Regions from separate parts of the Homo sapiens genome. Here regions 1 and 2 are each linked to region 3. A link is a loop called in an ENCODE intact Hi-C map of the cell type or tissue named here. Cell type or tissue: A673. All regions are shown on one strand. Links, peaks and the distances in the headings refer to the core of each region. The heading gives the core; the rest is flanking DNA.

The links. A loop is a pair of places that touch in the nucleus more often than their neighbours do. Peaks named below come from ENCODE experiments on the same cell type or tissue, not always from the same donor. Only the 100,000 strongest peaks of a DNase experiment are listed, where the experiment ranks them.
Region 1: it touches region 3 in a loop (2.2-fold over the local background); 10 of 110 quality-filtered maps call a loop at or near these places.
Region 2: it touches region 3 in a loop (5-fold over the local background); 13 of 110 quality-filtered maps call a loop at or near these places.

Annotation. Positions count from the first base shown.
Region 1 is chr13:45,367,765-45,373,184 of GRCh38, reverse strand. TPT1-AS1 (TPT1 antisense RNA 1) reads right to left here. Exons shown (of 11, transcript NR_024458.1): 4 at 3,003-3,105. Among named protein-coding and RNA genes, the nearest start is that of TPT1-AS1, 29 kb to the right of the region's middle. RefSeq lists enhancers at 1,655-2,155, 2,156-2,656, 5,206-5,420. In A673, for the core only: a CTCF peak has its summit at 2,062 (motif pointing left); a DNase peak (open chromatin) is centred at 2,014.
Region 2 is chr13:45,715,760-45,721,179 of GRCh38, reverse strand. No RefSeq gene overlaps it. Among named protein-coding and RNA genes, the nearest start is that of CBY2, 16 kb to the right of the region's middle. In A673, for the core only: a CTCF peak has its summit at 2,917 (motif pointing right); a DNase peak (open chromatin) is centred at 2,939.
Region 3 is chr13:45,509,791-45,514,790 of GRCh38, reverse strand. COG3 (component of oligomeric golgi complex 3) reads right to left here. Exons shown (of 23, transcript NM_031431.4): 15 at 4,975-5,000; 16 at 2,937-3,026. Among named protein-coding and RNA genes, the nearest start is that of COG3, 47 kb to the right of the region's middle. In A673, for the core only: a CTCF peak has its summit at 3,035 (motif pointing left); DNase peaks (open chromatin) are centred at 3,010 and 3,900; H3K27ac peaks cover 917 bases.

The DNA of each region.
Region 1 (5,420 bases), core at 149-5,148, 140 kb after region 3:
TACAGTGTCTAGTAAGATGTGTAAGAGAAATGGTCACTCAACTAAGTCCCAAAGGGAAGAGGGTCTGCTTTTCTTCCTTTTAGAACCCAAAGCTGAAGTCATCTGTTTGTAAAATGCAGAATGAAATACAATCCTAATTAAGTTGTGTCACAAGACATGCTGCTCAGGAGCCCTCTGCCCCTTGGGAAGCCATCCAAAGGAAACACGAGCCCAAGGTGACTGGGAAGGCCAGATGGTGTCACTTAATACAAAGGAGAAGGAAACTAGGCACGAACTACTGATAGACAGTTACTCTACAGGGAACTGGGTTTTAATTTCAATGGAAATAGAGCCCTGAGAACTCACAGGGAAAGCAAAGGGCATGGAGCGGGAAAGCGGAGGGGCACGGGTGCGGGAAAGCGGGGGGCATGGATACGGGAAAACGAGGGGCATGGATACGGGAAAACGAGGGGCATGGATGCGGGAAAACGAGGAGCATGGATGCGGGAAAGCGAGGGGCATGGATTCAGGAAATCGCGTGGCATGGATGCAGGAAAGCAAGGAGCAGGGCTGGAAGGAAATTGAGATGGGGGCCATCATTCAGTGTGCTCTGGCTTAGTGCCTCCTGTGTGAAATGAGTTAAATGGCACCCATCTCTTAAAGTTATGCAACTATTTTCCATATCCCCCCATCCCTCAGACCTCTCTGCCTCTGTGACATTTGTCCCGAGGACAGGGAAAGTAGCTCCCTGTGTTCGTATGGCCTGGGCAGGGCCTTACAGCAGCTTGACCAACCTGCAGCTGCTCTCCCTCTCTCTCCAGATGCAGCCCTTCCCGTTGGTGCTGGCTTTAGTTCCTGCTTTCTCTCTCCACGGGCTAAGAAGCCGGCTCCCTCTCTGCCCCGCACATGCTACTGGCCTCTCTTTCATGGCGTTCCCTCCTTCCAGTTCTCTGAACACACCAAACTCCCTCCTTGGGGTTTTTGATGGCTTGCTTTCTCCTCAGCCCAGTAAGTTCTTCTCACCTGGAGGTGCAGTCAGCGCTTTTTCATTGTCCAGATCACTGCTCAAATGTCATCTCCCTGGAGAGGACTTCTTGGACCCACCAGCCTCAGCTCCCTCTTGCCAGCCACTTTCTATCACATTCCTGCATTCTGGCTTCCTCAAAGCTCTTATCTCTATGGGAAATTATCTTGCTTATTTGTGTGGTTGTGATTGTCAGCATCTCTTCATCAGAATGCATGTTTGCTCATTGCTGTATCCCCTGTGCCTAAGACCCTAGGATCACAGGCCACTATAAAATGATGGTCATTCATTTAGCCAAAGTGATAATTCCAAAATTTCTTTCTTTCTTTTCTTTTTTTTTTTTTTTTTTTTGAGACGGGATCTAGCCCTGCAGCCTCTGCCTCCCAGGCTCAAGCTATTCTCGTGTCTTGGCCTCCCGAGTAGCTGGGATTACAGGTGCATGCCACATGCCTGGCTAATTTCTGTATTTTTAGTAGAGACAGAGTTTCACCATGTTGGCCAGGCTGGTCTCGAATTCCTGGCCTCAGGTGATCCTCCCACCTCAGCCTCCCAAAATGCTGGGTTACAGGCCTGAGCCACAGGGCCTGGCCTAGCCCTATCTTTACCATTAGCTCCATTTTACAAGTTGTCATGGGGGGTAGTACACAGAAGGATCGCGCAGCTAAAAAGCAACAGGGTTGGGAGTGGAAACCAGGTTTGTGTCCTCCTCTCTCCTTCGGCTCCCTAGTCGCCTTGGGGAGTTCCCACCAATGGGGCCCAAACCTGATCATCAAAATCAACAGGAAACATCTTCAAGAGGGTCCAGGGCCCGCCCAATTCCCATGGAACCAGAATCTTTGAGAGTGCCGCCCAGAAATCCGTGTTTTTCAAAAGCTCTCCAGATCCCAGTACTCAGCGGGAACTTGGAAACCATTCACTTTACCGGGGTATGAAGCCACCCAGCAGCTGGAAAGCGTCCTAGGAATGCGCTGATGGTTCTGACTGCGGTCATTGGGAATATCATTCCGCTCTCCCCTGCCCGGCGGCTGGAGCGGCGTGTTCGCAGCGCCCTCTGCCGGACATTCGGCGAAACCGTAACTGCAGCAACCCCCTTGGCGGGGTGTGTAGGGGCGTCAAGCCGCGCTCATCAGCCCCCTTTGCAATACAGCTCCCTACTGCTAAGTGGAGGTGAGTAGTAAATAATACTCGCTGACTGAGAAAGTGCAAGGTCATCCGATTTTATTAATAGGCCGGGCGCGGTGGCTCACGCCCGTAATCCCAGCACTTTGGGAAGCCGACGCGAGAGGATCCCTGTAGCCCAAGAGTTTGAAACCAACAAGATAGTGAGATACCGTCTCGATCTTGCAGATAAACATTTTTAAAAAAAGAAGAAAAAAAAAAAAGGCCGGGCGCGGTGGCTCACGCCTGTAATCCCAGCACTTTAGGAGACCGAGGCGGGTGGATCACTTGAGGTCAGGAGTTTGAGACCAGCCTGGGCAACAGGGCAAAACCCAGTCTCTACTAAAAATACAAAAAATTAGCCGGGCCTGGTGTCAGGTGCCTGTAATCCCAGCTACTCGGGAGGCTGAGGCAGGAGAATCGCTTGAACCTGGGAGGCAGAGGTTGCAGCGAGCCGAGATCGTGCCATTGCACTCCAGCCTGGGCAACAGAATCAGACTGGCTCAAAAAAAAAAATTAAATTCTATTAAAGAACAAACAAATTTTTACTTCTAATTAGAACACTCCATTCTAGCAAAACACACATAGGTTAAAAAGATGGGTACATACATGGTTTATCCAGTAGCTTTGGCCACCGCTAGGTAGAGAGTTGCATCCTCAGGAGTTTCCCACACTTCATTTATTCGTTTACTCATTCTTTTTCCCCCCAACAACTATTTATTTCATGCTTAGTAAATACCATGCACTCTTATGGCAGAGAACCAAAACAAAAAATTCTCCCCTCCTGAAGTGTATCGCCTAGTGATGGAGACACGTAGTAAACAGATAAATATCTACTTACAATTGGAGGCCAGTGCTCTGAAGGAAAACAGCCAGGTTTTGAGAGCTCTATTTTAGGAAGATGGGCAAGGATAGCCTCCTTGGAGCTGACCTGAAGTGAAGATCTGAAATTGACATGGAATGAGCCAGGCAAAGCAGAGAGGGATTCCAAGTGGCTTCATGAGTTCTCAGATGAGGGACTGGGAGGAAGCCGGTGTGCGGTGCTCAGGAGTGGCGGGGTGTAAACTGTGGTGAGGTTAAGGAAGCAGGAGTTAACAATAAGCACCTGGGCCGGGCGCGGTGTCTCACGCCTGTAATCCCAGCACTTTGGGAGGCCAAGGCAGGTAGGTCACTTGAGTTTAGGAGCTGGAGACCAGCCTGGGCAACATGGCAAAACCCCGTCTCTACAAACAGTACAAAAATTAGCCGAGTATGGTGGTGTCACCTGTAGTCCCACCTACTTGGGAGGCTGAGGTGGGAGGATTGCTTGAGACTGGGAGGCAGAGGCTAGAGTGAGCCATGATTGGGCCACTGCACTCCAGCCTGAGTATCGCTCAGAGTGAGATCCTGTCATGGCGGGGAAAAAAAAGGAAGAAAAAGATTTAAACCCAGGCAATCCACATCAGCAGCCATTCTCATACCTATCCACTCCTCACTGCCTTCTAGGCATTGCTGAATTTGAGCTTTATTTTAAGTACAATGAGATATTTGTAAGCTTTTAAGTGGGACTCTGCATGATCTTTTATGTTTTAACAAGATGGTGCTAGATGATTACAGACTTTAGGGAGGAAGAGTAGAAGGGTGAGACAGCAGGCTGAGACAAGGAGGAGAGGTGCAGAGGTGGGAGACAGTGCAAGGATTTAAAACAAGTGACAGGACTGGTGACAGATCAGGTGAGGTGGTGTTGGAAAGGAAGGTGTCAAAGAAGGCACTTAGCTCAGGAAACTGGGTGGTACCATTGGCTGAGATGGAGCAGAGTGCAAGTTTAGGAGAGTCAGTAGAATTCAGATGTGCATACGTTGAGTTAAATGAGATGCCGGTGATACGGCTAAAACCAAAACCAAGGAGGCTGTTGGATAAATCACCGGCATTTCAAACTTAAGGTGTATAAAGGTGAATTCTTCATTTACCTTATTCTGAAATTCAGAGACGTCCAGGCTAGAAATGGAAATTTTTTTTTTTAAGCATTATGAGTGCTATTTAAGTCACTTACGGATGATGCTATCTAGGGAGAACACATAAACACAGAAGAGTTCCAAGAATCAAACCCTAAGGAACTCCAACATTTGGAGGGTGGATCCAGAAAGAGAAGGCAGGAGAGAGGAGAGAAAGCCAGTGCCTGAGGGGAGCCAGGAAGGACTCACAAGACAAACACAGCCTAGAACTGTGCTTACATTGTGCTTGGAAAAAGAAATAGACACCAGATCCCTGCTTCCTGTTTCCTTATGTGAACCCAAAGTATCCGAGACAGGTCTCAACCAATTTAGAAAGTTTATTTTGCCAAGGTTGAGGACACACGCCCGTGACACAGCCTCAGGAAGTCCTGACCACATGTGTCCAAGGTGGTCAGGGCACAGCTTGGTTTTATACATTTTAGGGAGACATGAGACATCAATCAATATGTGTAAGATGTACATTGGTTTGGTCCAGGAAGGCGAGACAACTCGAGGTGAGGGACGGGGCTTCCAGGTCACAGGTGGATAAGAGACAAACAGTTGCATTCTGTTGAGTTTCTGATTAGCCCTTCCTTGTGGAATTAGGTATTTCCTTGTGGGCAAATTATGAGCAAGGTGTGTAGCTTTTTTTTTTTTTTAATCTTTGTAGCTCTCTTATTTAGGAAATAAAATGGGGGGCAGGTTTGCCTGAAAGTTCTCAGCTTGACTCCTTGGCTTAGTGATTTTGGGTTCCTTGGAAAATGATTTATTTTCCATTCACACTTGTGGCAGGAAGTGGCCCAGACTCATGGAGTTTCAGTGTCAAAGTCTAGGCTGGTATAGAGGGAGCCCATGTGCTTGTCTAAGTTTATTCATTTGTCTACACTAGCAGGTGACGGGTGGCTGGGCACAGTGGCTCATGCCTGTAATCCCAGAACTTTGGGAGGCCGAGGTGGGTGGATCACTTGAGGTCAGGAGTTCAAGACCAGCCTAGCCAAGATAGTGAAACCCTGTCTCTACTAAAAATACAAAAAATACGGCCGGGCACGGTGGCTCACACCTGTAATCCCAGTACTTTGGGAGGCTGAGGCAGGTGGATCACGAGATCAGGAGATCGAGACCATCCTGGCTAACATGGTGAAACCCCATCTCTACTAAATACACAAAAAAATTAGCTGGGCGTCATGGCAGGCACCTGTAGTCCCAGCTACTCAGGAAGCTGAGGCAGAGAATTGCTTGAATCCAGGTGGTGGAGGTTGCAGTGAGCCTAGATCATGCCACTGCAC
Region 2 (5,420 bases), core at 149-5,148, 210 kb before region 3:
AAATCAATGGTTATTTCAAACCATCAAGTTTTGAATGGGTTTGTAATGCAATAGTAGATACCTGATATAAGAGGGTACTGTTATTTTCTTCATTTGATTGATGAACCAACACAGAAAGGTGAAATGACTTACCCAAGGTGACGTAGTAAGCAGTGGAGCTAAGACCCATCTCCAGAAGCCTGACCCTGAAGTCCTTGCTGCCAGTTCAAACTTGTTCAGTAGATGATCTCTACTAAAGGTAAGGATCAGGGTGAGAGGTTATCAGTTTTTGACACCCAGCAGCACAATCATGTCCAGGGTGGATTCATTACAACCATCTAGCAAGTGAAGTATCCCAATCTGTCTTAGGTATGGCTGCTGTAACAATATACCATAGACTGGGTGGCTTGAACAACAAAAGTTTATTTTCTCACAGTTTTGGAGGCTGGGAAGTCTAAGATTAGCATGACAGTATGATCGGGTTCTGGTGAAGGCCTTTCTGGTTCGCAGACAGCTGCCTTCTGTGTCCTCACGTGGCAGGGAGAGAGCGAGAGCAAACACTAATACCATCATGAGGGTCCCTCCCTCATAACCGCATCTAAATCAAATTATCTTCCAAAGGCCTCATCTCCAGATATTATCACCCTGTGGATTAGGGCTTAACATGAATTTGGGGAAGACAAAATTCAGTCCATGGCACCATCTGTCTTCAGTTCTCCAAGTACATCTCCCTCAAAGCTCTGCCTGCCCTTCCCAGGAGGAGGAATCTTTATCCTCTTTGGATATAACTTCCATGAGATAGGGATGACATTTGGTTAAGTTATGTTGACTTGTAAAGGAGCCCAGTGGGGGTCCTGAGAAGCAGTGATATGATAACAATTCAGGAGGTCAGAAGAATATTAAGTAGCATCTACATTTAAGACAGAAACTCATCATAAAGTTTTGTTTTATTCTAAAGATAACGGAAAGTGAGAAATTTTAAGTAAGGAAATAACATGATTACATTCACACATTTAAGAAAACCAGTATGGTTGCAACATGGAAAATTGGCTAGAAGTAACACTGGAGACATATCAATTCAGAGTTGCAGCAATCACCCAGAAGACAACAGTGGCTAGACGGGGATTGAGCCCATGGAAATAGAAAGAAGTAGAAGGGTTCAAGGTCCATAAAGGAGATAGGATCAACAGTTATCTGGTGATTGGTTGATTAAAGGAGAGGAAAAAGGTGAAAACCATCAAATCATAGCCCCATATAAAGTAACTAACAACCAAGAAACTCTCTTCCATCCCACAGCACCCCTGAGTGACATCTGACCAATTGCTGGAAAAAGGTTTGGACTTAATGTTCCCACCGAGTGAGGATTTCCAATGAAGAGTTCCAAATCATCCTATCTGCAAAGAATAAAGGCAAGCTTAGAAAGAAAATGTCATAAATTAGCCACTTGTCCTGACAGCATTAAAAATAATCTGTCACCTGCTTCTAAGTTTGTTCTCAGTTACAAAGACCATTGTTTGAGTGAACAAAGAGGGTAAGGAATCTGGAAATAACTGTTTACCTGAAGAAACTGATAAGTGCTCAGATTGGAGAAGACCAGCATGCAAATGAGGAAGGGGGTGGGCATCTCCAAGCACAAGCATTCTGTCTGCTGCAAAAGGACCAGGAGACCAACTCGGGCTCAATATTATGAATGGAAAGAAAGCTGATTCCCAGCAGCTGTTCTTGGTATATCCAGAATATTCTAAAAATGACATGGCTCCCCAGTAAAAGATGTTTCTCATTATGAATCAGAAATTCAATATGGAGGACAATATGCTGACAGAGACTAAGGAGGATTTTGGAGTCTCGACTTCCTCTATCAGATACATTGTGTCAGTTTACCCTCCTTTCAGCTGCTTCCTGCTCTGCCCAGCTTAACACTGGACTCCAGCAAGCATTGACAACATGCAGACTGAGGTCACCCTATTTTATGGAAATTCCTCAGAAAGGGAAGAGTTCAAGAATGGAATCTGAGACATGCAGAAACCAACAGGATTTCCTTCAGAGTTGTTTTGATTCTGTTTCCTATTGTTGGCACTCTGCTAAGCTCTGGATGACCATCCTTGCATAAATGATTTCCCTATTGAAATTTCCTCCCCAAACTAATTCTGGAGATTCCATTAACTAGTGTTAACAGAAAAACCACACTCTGTAAAATATTTAAAGAGGTTTATTCTGAGCCAATATAAGTGACCACAGCCAGGGAACAGTCTCAAGAGGTCCTGAGAAAGTGTGCCCAAGGCAGTCGGGTTACAATTTGGGTTTTATGCATTTTAGGGAGACAGAAATTATAGGTAAAATCATAAATCAATACGTGGAAGGTATACATCCCATATACACCTGGCAGGGGGGTGTGACGTGAAAGGTAGGATGGGAGTGATGCTTACAGGTCACAAGTGGATTCAAAGATTTTCTGATTGGCAACTGGTTGAAAAAGTTATGCTTTGTCTAAATTCAAATCAGTAGAAAGAATGCTTGCGTTAAGGAGGTATTGTGAAGACCAAGGTTTTTATTATGTACGTGAAGCTTCCGGTAGCAGACTTCAGCAAGAATAGATAATAAATGTCTCTTTTCAGACCTTAAAGGTGTCAGGTTATCATTTAATCTCTCCTAGATCTGGGAAAGACCTAGAAAGGGAAGGCCTAGTTGCATTAATGAGAATTCTCTGTAGATGCAAATTCTCCCTCCTCCCCTCAAGAGACAGTTTTTCAGGCCATTTCAAAATATGCCAAAGAAATATATTTTGGGGTAAAATATTTTTATTTCTTTTGGGGTCTGCTGTCATATGATGCTATGCCAGAAGGTTGGAACTTGGTATCTTACTGCCACAAAGCGTCTGTGTTGTCGGTCTTGCGATCTCTATTCAATGTTAATGCTGGTCAGTTCTGCCTAAACTCCAAAAGGGGGCAGTATTATGAGGCACATCTGACCTCCCTTCCCATCGTGGCTAGAAATTCAGTTTTTCAGGTTCCTCTCAGGTCTCCTTAGCCAAGAAGGGGAGGCCTATTCAGTCGGCTGGGGGGCTTAGGATTTTATTTTTGTTGTACACTAGCTAGTTGTTTTAGGTTGTGAATGTTCCTCTTTATTTGACCTGATCCACAACTTAGGGCACCAGATAGACCTATTAACAGGATTCAGCCAATTCAGCAGGAGGGTTTAATCCAGCAACCAAGAAAGCCAGTCAAGTCAAGGGCCAAATGGAAGAAGACAGGAAAAGCTGAATGTTTAGAATGAAGCCAAGACCTGCCCTGCAAGAGGAAACAACTTTGGTTCCTAGAGAAGGACTTAAGGTTAGACCAGGAGGCAGACAAAGAAAAAGCTGCGAAAGGAACCTAGATGCTTAAAGGATACTCTCCTTGAAGAATGAAATTTCATTCTGTTCCACAAGGTTAGATCCTGCTGGATTGCTAGCTAATCTATGACAGATTGCATTACACAATGAAACATTGTTTTGAAGTAAATCTCCCCCACTCCATAAAAATGATATTTTATGGCTCGTCTTGCTAATTTTTCACCCATTTAGATTCTGCCTGACAGAAAAAGTTGACACTGTTAAATAGTATAATGTTCTCTGAGTTCTGTCAGCTTGTGAGAAAACATCCAACTGCTGTTATATACATTAATCCAAGTTAAATATTTGTAACACAAACATGGGGAGTGTGCCTTTTGTCTTCTGTCTAGAATCACATAAATCAATTTGGTTTCATCAAAAAAACAAAAAGAACCCTACACTCCAGGGTTATTATACTGACTTAGACAAATTATGGTACATCATTATGCCCTGAATGATTAATTTACCAAATATAGGAGGGCAAAAAACAGCAAAGGGCCAGAGGCCTATCAAAAACAACTTCCCATTTTTCAGATTTTGGTGGCCACAGGGGATAAGTGATTTAGCCTTTGTGTAGACATCGGTCACCTTCTGCCCTGTATGAAAATCAGGTGTGTAGTCAGCGAGAGGAAATACTCCTGTCATTTTGTTCTCCCTCCTTTGGAATTTCTGATGCTATTTTGAGTAAGACTTGACAAGTTCCTAAATCTGAGAAACAGACACCAAAACAATTTTTTTTTTTGAGACTCTGTCACCTAGGCTGGAGTGCAGTGGTGTGATCTCAGCTCACCACAGCCTCAACCTCCTTGGCTCAAGAGATCCTCCCACCTCTGCCTCCCGAGTAGCTGGGACTACAGGCACATGCCACAGTGCCCAGCTAATTTTTATATATTTTTTGTAGAGACGGGGTTTCACCATGTTGCCCCGGCTGGTCTCAAATTCCTGGGATCAAGTAATCCGCCCACCTCAGCCTCCCAAAGTGCTGGAATTACAGGTGTGAACCACCACTCCTGGCCCCAAAGCCACTTTTAAACTTAATTTTCAGAGACCAGAGTTACTTGGCAATCTGGTCTCATAGAAGGAATTTGAGATCTGCAGTCATTTGGTCTACACTGAATTCCCTGTTTGGCTCTTATTAGCTCGCTAACCTCTGCAAATCCCTTGGAGTTCCTGTTTCCATATCTGTGGAAGAAATGATACTGCCTTCCTTACAGGGCTCTGAGGATTACTGGAGGTCATATCAAGTGAAAAGTGGTGTGCAAAGAGTTCTGTGGGTGCGGGTGACTGCCTTTGGCTTGTTCAAGTCTCAGAAATTTAGCCAGCATGAACAGTGGATGAGGAGTGAGGATATTCCAGTCTCAAACTCTTGTCTGTCTCAATACAAAGATCAGTTTTCCATCAGCAAAATGGGTAAACTTCTTTCCTTAACATGTGACTACTCACTTATTTTCATTACTAGTGAATGCAGCATTACATTGAGAATCAGAAGGCTTAACTATCCTACTACAGTGATTCCTAAACTTTGCTACATATTGGAATCACCTGGGGAGCTTTTACATGCACCACTGCCCAGTCACAGCCAATATCAATTAAATCATAATGTCTAAGCTGGGGTCCAGGTGTCAATACTTGTCAAAGACCCTCAGGTGATTCCACTATACAGCAAAGTTTAGGAACCACTGACCAACTCCCTTTTATAGTCACCTAGGAGTACCTTTCAATTTCTTGACTCTAAAGTATGTCCAACTTTGAAATGGGCATTGAAGCCCAGGACAACAAATCTTGAGCCTCTGCACCTGCCCCCAGTAAGCCTGACAGCCAACCACCCTCATCTCTTGCAGCCAACTGGTAAGTGTGAACCATGAGTAAGTAGAGGGAATCCGAGGGTAGGGAAGTGAGCCTGGGGTTGGGGAGAGCACAGGGCACTCCTTCCCAAACTGGGTGAATAACAGAGAAAACACAGAAAAAGATTTCAAGATCACATCAAATTGGGTAATTAGGGGTTCATCCAGGATAAGCAGATTACTTCACTGTAGGACTTGTTAGGACCTTTAAGTCAGAGTATGATTAT
Region 3 (5,000 bases), core at 1-5,000:
CTGTAGTCCCAGCTATTAGGGAGGCTGAGGCAGGAGAATGGCGTGAACCTGGGAGGCGGAGCTTGCAGTGAGCCAAGATCACGCCACTGCACTCCAGCCTGGGCGACAGAGGGAGACTCCATCTCAAACAAACAAAAAAAAAAGTACACAAGCTCAACCATGAAAATAATAAGCTAGTGTCTATCAAATTGAGAGCTTCTCCATACATATTTAAACCTCTTATAATATGTAGGAAACAGAATTAGATAAAAGAGGATGGCCTACAGATAAGGAGGGCAAAAGACCGAACTATCAAAACGCTTTTCATGCCTCCCTTAAGAGAAAGGACATGGCCAGGTGCAGTGGCTCACTCCTGTAATCCCAACATTTTGGGAGGCCAAGGCGGGTGGATCACTTGAGGTCAGGCATTCAAGACCAGCCTGGCCAACACGGTGAAACCCTGTCTCTACTACAAATGCAAAAATTAGCTGGGCGTGGTGGCACACACCTGTAATCCCAGCTACTTGGGTGGCTAAGGCACAAGAATGGCTTCAACCCAGGAGGTGGAGGTTGCAGTGAGCTGAGATAGCGCCACTGCACTCCAGCGTGGGTGACAGAGTGAGACTCTGTCTCAAAAAAAAAAAAAAAAAAAAAGAGAGAGGACAGTGGTACAAGAGGACATAAGCCTATGAACTTTTTTTAAAATTAGGTCATATTTTTCCCTCCTGAGATCTGAGAAACACAGGATCACTGTAGAAAATAAAGAGATGTATAGGGAATGAGAGAAAAAATCATCCATAGTCACCTAAAAGCTTTCACTGTTACATATTTTCTTCAATGCATTTTATTACATAGTCATACCATATTATCTGATTTGCATCTTAAATACCTGTTGTCTTAATATGTTTAAGTTAAATTTTATTGTTTCATTTTTAAAAATTTAATGACTGTGTAATATTGTTATATAAAACATGCCACAATTTATGTAACCATTTCCTTAACATTAGACATGTGTTTTCTAATTTCACCTATTATCAAAAATGTGCGGGCACAGACTTGGAAATACTTGTTAAAACTTAAATCTGCCTGTCTATAACTTTATTTCTAGTCCCCATGTGAAAATTTCATTTCACCTCTCCATTTCATGAATGAGAAAAATATAGTGGTCACAAAGATAAAGCTTTCCTAGCAACAAGATCCCAAATTATTCTGTGGAGAGATACATATATATAAAATGTATATATCACTTTTATATATATAATTTATATGTATATATTATATATATAATTTATATGTATATATTATATATATAATTTATATGTATATATTATATATATAATTTATATGTATATATTATATATATAATTTATATGTATATATTATATATATAATTTATATGTATATATTATATGTATAATTTATATGTATATATTATATGTATAATTTATATGTATATATTATATATAATTTATATGTATATATTATATGTATAATTTATATGTATATATTATATGTATAATTTATATGTATATATTATATATAATTTATATGTATATATTATATGTATAATTTATATGTATATATTATATATATATAATTTATATGTATATATTATATATATATATATAAAAGCCTTAAAAGTCACGTTTATAAATCCATATATCAAAAAAAGTTCACAGGATCTGAACACTCCAAGTGGGAAGAAAATTTTGGCTAGAAACAGCTCCCACAGCTCCTTCCCTATAGGTGACAGGTATTTTAAGAGGAGAGTTAAGCAAAGCAACACTTTTGAACATGCTCTACTTCCTGGGAAAAAAAAAAAATCTCAGGGTCTGTGGGAGAAGCACATGCCAGCAGCCTTCAGCCCCAGATCCCTTCTGGATTAAAAACTGTAAACCGCTAAGTGCGGTGGCTAACACCTGTAATCCCAGCACTTTGGAAGGCTGAGTCAAGAGGATCATTTGAGCCCAGGAATTTGAGACCAGCCTGTGCAACATGGTGAGATCCTGTCTCTACAAAAAATAAAAAATTTAGCCAGGTACCTGTAGTCCTGTTGCTCAGGAAGCTGAAGCAGGAGAATTGCTTCACCTCAGGAGGTTGAGGCTGCAGTGAACAGAGATCATACCACTGCACTCCAGCTTAGGTGACAGAGTAAGACCCTCTCTCAGAAAAAAAAAAAGGCCAGGCACAGTGGCTCACACCTGTAATTCCAGCACTCTGGGAGGCCAAGGTGGGCAAATCACTTGAGCCCAGGAGTTTGAGACCAGCCTGAGCAACATGACAAAATCCTGTCTCCACAAAAAATACAAAACTTGGCAGGGGCATGAAGGTACATGCCTGTAGTCCCAGATTCTTGGGAGGCTGAGGTAGGAGGATGGATTGAGCTCAGGAGATAGAGGCTGCAGTGAGCTATGATCACACCACTGCACTTCAGCCAGGGAGACAAAGCAAGACCCTGTCTCAAAACAAACAAACAAAATTGTAAGCCATACAGTCATGGTGACTCCTTCTAGTCACACAACCCAGAGCCACAATTACCTGTCCTCAAAATTGACTGACTCATTTCCTCCATGTAAGAACATTCAACTATTTAAAACATTATCGTAGAGAGAGATGATTATAAATTGTGATGTTTCCTTGAAAATGCTTTCTTGGTATTCCAGGGAAATAGTATCATTTCCCCAGTGGCTAGGACTACAACAAGAAACCTTTACTCTATAGAATGTGTAACCTAAGTACCACTTTTGGTACTTTAGCAAAGTTGGACTCTCTTATATAGTACAGTCTTTATTTAGCACTATAATGAAATAACAGTTTCTCTCAAAGAGCCTCAAAATTCAATCATGTTAAACAAATCCTACTGCCAAAACAGCTTTAAACTTCTGTGCCTATAAGTAAATGCTATATTCCACAATATTTTACCAGGAAACAGGATTTCACCTAACACTTCATCAAACCTTGTTTTTGCTGATAGACTCTGACGCTCCAAGTAAGGACTGAATGCAGGCAGACAATGCTTCCTGTGATAATCCTTGGAACACTGCCCTCTGGTGGAATAAAAGAGAATAATCAGCCTGTGGCATTTGACAAAACAAAAAAAAAGGAATATCCTAGGCTGTAAGTGCAAATAACAATGCCTGCTTGCCCTCATGGTTGGATTAATTTACTACTTGTATTATTCTTCCTGGTTTCCTATTCCCATGCAACCTTTCTAAACCAACACATAGATATGTAATATGCAGTCATCCCTGGAAACATTCATGTGACCATTCAATAAATATTGATTAGCATACTAGGCACTGTGCTAGATGCTAGAAATATAGGCAGGCATGGTTCTGACCTCACGGAGCCTTCGCTCCAACAAGATCTCATGTGGGGCTCTTTTTTAAATCTCTAAAACCAACTTTAAAACAAACCCTCAGTAAATCCACTTCTAAAAATACAACAGAATTGTATTTTAGGAAATCATGTACATGGCTCTTCATTACAGTATTATTTAGAACAGCCATAAACTGGAAATAACATAAATGTTCAAAGACAGGGGACTGACAAATAAAATAGGACTAAATCTAAATTATAGAATACTGTTTATGAAATCAAAGAATGCTGAAGGAGGCGGTGAAATTCATAATGGAGTTTAAAAAAAAAAAAAACAGGTTACCAAATGGTATAGGCAGTATGATTCTTAATTTAATTCTGCCATTACTATCTTCCCAGAGGTGTGGCATGGTGGTTGGACCAGGACTCCTGTCAGTCCCCTTGCTTCACTCCCAGCCTCCATTCTACATAAATATGAGCCTATTCATTATTAGGCCACTGTCCTGGGCCCTGGTCTCCAACTTGATGTTATTCTCTTTTTACATTGCTTCTCCCTGTTCTGTGGTTTCCCACAAGGCTATTACTATAGGAAGGAGAGATTAGAGCTGCCACCTGCTGGGTCACTAACCCTGCCTAAGAAAGCTTAAGATGAGCAGCTTAGACCAAGACCCTCGCCTTCCCTTGCTCAGCCTTAACGTATTTTACACTGGATTGTCTTTCCCCACCTTTGATCGGTAAGACTAAAAGTGTTAAGATTTGAATATAAGCTAGGTGAAAAAAGAATAAGCCAGCCTAAGGCATAAGACAAAACTGGCATAGTGACCTCCTCAGGCCTACCTACTATTAAGCTAAAATCCCTGTTAAGCACCCTAAGAGGTTTTATTTCCTAGAGTCTGTGATGACAATGGGTTCTATGTGGAATATGCCTCCTGCGTATTTTCCTTGGGATCCTGACTCCACTGCAGGAAGTTGCTGAATCTCAGCCTAATATCATTATTCAATAAACCTAATGGACACCCTGGGGAGGAAGAGATGCCAAATATCCAAACCTCTCTCTGGAAGAGATCTCATCAGCTGGGCAAAAAGGCTGAGACATCTAAGTCTGTAGAGGTGATCTGGGCCTGTCCTTAAGAGTCCCAGAACTGGGCAAAAGGCACTTTTGGTAGCATTTCAAAATCTATAAGCACAAAGCCCAGCAATTATGCATTTTAAATTAAATATAGAGTAGTGTACATTCTACTGACCCAATGAAACAACTGTGCAGTCCTACAATATAAAATATCTCTGCGGTGTAAGGGTAAATGCATACTCCTTTTGAACCATATCCTTAAGAAATAGTGGCATCTAGACAATTCATTACATGACTGCTGTATTTAATCATTGCTCTAAATGCAGTCAGGGTCTTCTCTTCAGGAATGCACACATAAAACAGTCATGCAAAATTTGCCCACAATTTTGAGGTGTCCATAGACTCCCCAAAGCCCATTACTGAATTATAAGTTTCTATAGAAAGTTCAGGTTAGAAATTCCTAAATTAGCTTGACCTCAAGTTACTTCCATATCTAAAAATCATGATTTTAAGAATATCCAACAAAATACTTTATCAAGATCTTAAAATGTAAATTTAAAAATATTTCAAGTGAAAGAACGAGCAATTCACAGTAAAGATACACGTACATCTATGCATCTGTATAATTTGGAGA